Linked DNA regions of Homo sapiens: region 2 is linked to region 1. A link is a loop called in an ENCODE intact Hi-C map of the cell type or tissue named here. Cell type or tissue: Caco-2. All regions are shown on one strand. Links, peaks and the distances in the headings refer to the core of each region. The heading gives the core; the rest is flanking DNA.

Region 1 (2,922 bases), core at 163-2,662:
ACAGCCACATCCCAGCTCCCTTTCATTTCCTGTTAGGGCAGGGTTGCTAGTGACTCTGGCATTGGAACATCGATTTTGCTGGGGGCTTTCAGACCACCTGGGTAAGGTTCAGTGCTGGTTTTCTCTATTGTAGAATGAGGTTAATGATTACTACCTCACAATAAGGATCAAGTGAGAGGTAAAGCACTAAGCACTGTGCATCATTGCACAGGGAGCTCCAATAAATGACATTGCGTGGTGTGCTGTTTATTGCTCTGGGTGGTGGTCATGGTAGTGGCCTCCTGGTAGGACAAATCAAGTACCTGGAGTCATTTTAGATCTCTTCTCTCCCCTCATGCATTCAGTAGATTATCAAGTCCTATTGATATGACTTCATTAATACCCCTCATCATTGCTTTTTCCTATGGATTCCTGCTTTGATCATCTTGAGATTAGTCATAATCTGCTAACTGATCATGTTCCCAGTCCTTTTTCATTTTCAGTTTATTCTCCTTATTGTTGCCTGAATAATCTTTGCAAAAAATATAAATCTGGTAATGACATTGCTTTACTTAATCTTACCCTTAATGGCACCCAGCCACCTAGAGAAAGGCTCAGCAGACCTTTTCTGTAAATGGCTAGATAGTAAATATTTTAGGTCTTGCAGGCCATATGGTCTCTGTTACAGCTACTTAACTCTGCCATTATATCATAAAAGCAAACGCAGACAGTATGTAAATGAATACACAGGATTGTGTTCCAAAAAAATTTTACTAATGGAAACTGAAAGTTGAATTTCATACAGTTTTCATATATCATGAAATATTCTTCTCTTGATTGATTCAACCATTGAAAAAACCCACTAACTGTTCTTGGCTTATGGACTATGCAGATATAGGTGGCTGGCAGAGTTGGCCTGTGGGCTGTAGTTTGCCAGCCCTGACCTGAAGGATAATGTTCAAGCAACTCAGCATGACTAACATGATCTTCTGTGATCCGCTGTGGCTTACTCTTCTAGCTGGATCTTTCGCTACCTTCTTTTTGCCTCTTCCACTTATGTAATAAACTTGCTCTTTCACTTAAACCTTTCACTGCCTTTAATGGACCATCCTGTTTTTGGCTGTCATGCTATTCCCTTTGCCCAGGACACACTTCATCTCTATCTGTCCACCCTTCCCTCATGCACTTTCCTCCACCTGCTGTCAGAAACCTGCTCCTTTGCTGAACCTCAGGCTGTACCTACCCTGTAGAATGTGGACTCTGATCTCAGCTGCCTAGGTTTATATCTCAGCCCCTCTACTTGCCACTTAACTGGTTTACTTAAGTTCTTTCTGCCTTAATTTGTCATCTGAAGTAAAAAGATAGTAATGTCTAACTATGAGGTTTTTTTTTTTTTGTTAGAATCCAGTGAGTTAGCACATACACAGCATTTGTTACTGTGAGTTCCAGATAGTAACTGTGCAATCCATGTTTACTGCTATTGTCATTACGGGTTGCACTGTGAAGCCTTTGCAATGCTCTTCAGATAGAAAAGGTTATTCTGTTGTCTCTTCTGTACCTTTATAGATCTTTATCTTTATGTATCTATCCTAGCATTTATGATACCTGCTGCAGCTCTCATTTGGCCCAGTGCATGGCACATAAAAGATACCAAACAAATGTTTATCAAGTGAATGAAGACAGAGAAATCTTAGCTTGATTTCAGGTAGATTCCAAAACAAAAAATCTCTTGTATTCCATTAAGTTATCCGGACCAAAAAAATTACTTTAGGAAGTAAGCATGTTCATTAAATGGAAAATAATTTTAAAAAATATGGAATTTCTGTTTTTTATTATTGGGTTCGTATCTGTAGGAGAAAAGAAATGCTGGTACAATCTAGTGGTCCTCTTAGGGACTTGCCTTTGGTCTCTGCCACTGTCAATTCTTTCTCTTACTGATACTGCCTCTTCCTGTTCACTCCCCTTCCAGCTCTGGTGCAAGGATGTGCATACCTCTTACATGTGAGCATGCTTCTTACATGTGGTTTCAAACTGGGAAGCTGTGGGATGAATACAGAATCATGTCTTGGGGAGAATGCCAAAGATTCAAAGAATCATTAGAGAAAGGTGGCCAGCTGCAGAGCGACGAGGTTCAGAGAGAGAGTGAAGGCTCAGGACCCAGAAAGAATGGAAAGCACTGGACAGAATGTGGGAGTGAGAGGCCAAAGCCCTCAGCTGGGTAGCAGGAGCATTACAGACCATGATGTAGGGACAATTTCTGTAAAGCCCTGGACGAAACAGGACTTGCAACCACATCATAGCAACCAGGGTTGGAAGGAGTCAGAGGTGCTTCATAAAAGAGTCCTGCACACTGTATGGAGATCCTCTTGACTTCAGCTTTCCCATTTCTCCTTTTGTACTCTCTGTGGTCGAAACACTCCATGGCCTTATTTTGTTCAACAGGTGTGGAATATTACAGGGCTGTATTGGACATCTATTGAGGTAATAAGCGTAAAAGCATTTTACAAAGTTATTAATGCAACATAAAACTATTCTGTTTACATTTAAAATCTCCATTCTGTTGGAAAGTATTTGCTTTTAACCTAACCGAAATTGTCTTACTAAAATCCATATTTTTAATGCTGGTAGGCAATGGATGATTTCCCTAAATCAGAGATATATTACTAGTATAGCTGCATATTCTAACTTAATTCTAAGACTTTCTCAGTAAATTAAGCAGTCAGTCTTATAACTTGGATTAAGTTATTTTTATGTACGTTTTGTGCCTACTGGAGTATAAACTTCCTTAGGGAAAAAGTGTAATGCCTGTCCATAAGGAGGACGCTGTAGATCTTTGTAAAATGACCAGTTCTAAAATTTATTTATACTAACGCTGCTGAAATCTCAACCCTGCCCTCCTTTTTTTGTGTGAAAAATAACTCCCTATATATGTACCTTAATGGT
Region 2 (2,922 bases), core at 127-2,626, 51 kb before region 1:
CTTCCTGCTGAACAAGTTATTGTCCTTGCCTAACCTTTTAGGGCAAGCAGTCTTTACAGGATTTATAATCACCTCAAAGGTAGATCAGAGAAAGGAAAATTCAAGACAGGAAGTCAGAAGTTGTTCATGGAGGGGAAAATAATAAATGGCAAAGGTCACACAAATATAAAACCAGAAAGTACTATTCCCTGTGCCAGGTATTGAACCCAGGCAGCCATTGTGAAAAGGCAAAGCCTTAGCTACTGAGCTACAGCATGAGGCAGTTGTCATTGGTCTTCCCAGAAGGAAACTAGAGTAGCCATTTTCAAGCTTGCTAGGAATTTCAGCTGCTCAAGATAATTTGTAAGGTTAGCCACGACATTCTTATGCATCCTTCTTTTAATTTAAACCTTTTAAAAAATTGTTGAGAATAAGAAAAGTGCTTTTCTTTTAATGATGAAATTAGTTTCAATAGCTACTCAATCCAAAAGCCCTTTAAGGCTCAGATGGTAATTTTTCAGGTTTTTATAATATAAGCAAATGGTATTTCTAGAGAGGGGGTAGAGGAGGCATCTCCATGGTCCCCAAGAATTTACTCTCAGGAATAGATTTAAGATAGCAAAAGATGACAAAAGCCCCTTGGGGTGGGACCTTTTAAGACAGAACTCATCCCCAAGTGCTTGACACGTTTGGGACAAAGAACGTGTGCTTATGTGTCTCAGTCTCCAGGTCCTTTCAGACTGGCTACCTGACATGAGCCTCGGAATTCCCACCTTCTGGATGCTAGATAGCAAGAGAGGGTACCCCACCATGGTCATAAGGTCAAGCTCTCAAAGACATAAAATAAGATGAAAGGGAAACCTCGTCCAGTTTTTGTTTCAAGGACCTGCAGCAACGTTTGTAACTGACAAGTCTGCCAAACAGCAGGCTTATAGGGGTCATAGACCTTGAGACAAACAATTATCTTTACCATTTCACTCAACTGGTGTGCACAGAGAAGCAGGTCAGAAGCCTGGCTGGTAAGAAATCCTTAACCTTTTGCTCGCATGCCAGATTTCTGGGTTGCCTTTCTGTGTAGCTTCCGTAAGAGCAAAGCAGCTGTTGATGACTCTTCTCACTGCAGCACAGCTGTGGGGGCCAAGCTGCATTACAAGAGAAAGTCATCTTTTTTCCATTTTTTGGTGGAAGCGTAGGTAAATCCTCTTCTCTTTGCAAGAAGTCATCCAACAGTCTGCATGGGGCAATCAGATGTCAAGTTAAACACACAAGAAGGAAAAATGGATCAGGACGTGAGTGACGCAAACTGTGGACCCACGTGCTATCAGTCCTCTCTTCACAAAGATAGCACCCAGGGTCTGTAGGCTTGCATGCTTGAATAGACAGACGACAAAGTCCACAGCCTTCCCTTTCCCACAAGGCGTGGCAAAGGGAGGGAATGTACTTAAAGAATATTACAGATTCCAGTGCCAGACAGAGTTTCCTACCAGCTGAACTGAATGACTGTTTTTGCCTATGCTGCGTGGGTGTCTATTGAGGTTGAACCAGTGCCACATGGGTGTCTACTGAGGCTGAATCAGTGCCACACGGGTGTCTTCAGACTGAGTCAATTAAGTTAATGAAAAGCGAAGGAAGGGAAGGAAAAAGGAAGAAGAAAGAAAAAGAAAGACCCAACAAATAGAAGACCAGGAGGGAAGGAAAAGCATTGTCTGGGGTGGGTTGTGAGGGGTCACAGGGAGGCTGGAGGAAAAACTCACCAGTTGTAGCAGTGCTGAATCAAAACTTCAGGTGGCCTTCCATCAGTCACGGAGGGGTCACGTCCAGCTGTCCTGCTGGCTCACATGCCTCCCTCCACAGAGGAGAAAAAAGCACCCCATGTCTGGTGATCGCAGACAAGCCCTGAATGAATATGTTACTGACCATGAGTTCTTGGGCTCTCAATGCAATAGGACATGAGGCCGACAGAGTTCTCCCAGACGAGGCTTCATTGGAGCCTCCTGAGGTGGTACACTCCACAACTTTGGTTTGATAGTTTGGGTCTCGTAAGGCCAGTTCCTGGAATTCTTTAAGTAAAAGCCACGGTTAAACATTTTGAGAGCTCAGTGGAACAATATAGCATGACTAAAGCCTTGGGGTTAGCGGGTATGGCATCAGTGAGGTACTGGTGTGGGTTTTGTGATCACTGGGAATGTATGAAAGAATGCTGTAGCAGGGATGAGCTGGAGCCAAGCCTCATTCCTACTCTGTCTCATAAATACTGTTGATTTTTCTGTATTCATCTTCTGACAAGCTTGCTTTTTTGGCCATGTTTATTCGTTTTTAAATTTCTAGAGATGGGCACTTAGATCGTTTGTTTCAGTCTTACTCCTCTCCTGATATACACTATTCAACCTTTAAGATAGCTGTTGATCATGTTGGTAGTATTGATAGCAGTATATATTTCTTTCCTTTGCATAGTTTTTTCTTTAGACATAACTGGAAGTTTGGAGTTCTCAAAGTACCTTGGTGAAGCATGATATCTGTGCTTTCAGTGATGTGACATCACTTAGTGGAAGAGGGTGAAGAAAACACCCCTGGTTCTTAGGGTCCTTGTAAAAATATTGAGATATACTGTCACATATAAATTTCCTATGTCAAGTGGAGATAGAATATGTTAATACTGATGGGCCACCAGCCACATATGGAGATTCTTGCCTGTGCAGGGCGTTGTTTTGTTGGTATGGACGGCAAGATGTCGTTTGGCTGTGCACAGATTCTCCTGCTCTTTTATCAGTATAGAGAGAACAAGTACACAAACAATGGGAATTTTGTTTATTGTCACTAAAATAGTTCATCAAATGAAACAGTAGTTTTCATCATTAGACTGGAGTAGGGATTCTTTCTTTTTTGGTATTTTGGAGGAAAATACTTGTTTTTTGGGGTTAAGTTTTAAACCATATTTGATTG

The links. Peaks named below come from ENCODE experiments on the same cell type or tissue, not always from the same donor. Only the 100,000 strongest peaks of a DNase experiment are listed, where the experiment ranks them.
Region 2: it touches region 1 in a loop (6-fold over the local background); 1 of 110 quality-filtered maps calls a loop at or near these places.

The regions. Positions count from the first base shown.
Region 1 is chr3:41,631,189-41,634,110 of GRCh38, reverse strand. The region is part of intron 30 of ULK4 (unc-51 like kinase 4); the gene reads left to right. Among named protein-coding and RNA genes, the nearest start is that of ULK4, 330 kb to the left of the region's middle. In Caco-2, for the core only: no CTCF peak of the experiment used is centred there; a DNase peak (open chromatin) is centred at 1,190.
Region 2 is chr3:41,682,330-41,685,251 of GRCh38, reverse strand. The region is part of intron 27 of ULK4 (unc-51 like kinase 4); the gene reads left to right. Among named protein-coding and RNA genes, the nearest start is that of ULK4, 280 kb to the left of the region's middle. In Caco-2, for the core only: no CTCF peak of the experiment used is centred there; a DNase peak (open chromatin) is centred at 1,331.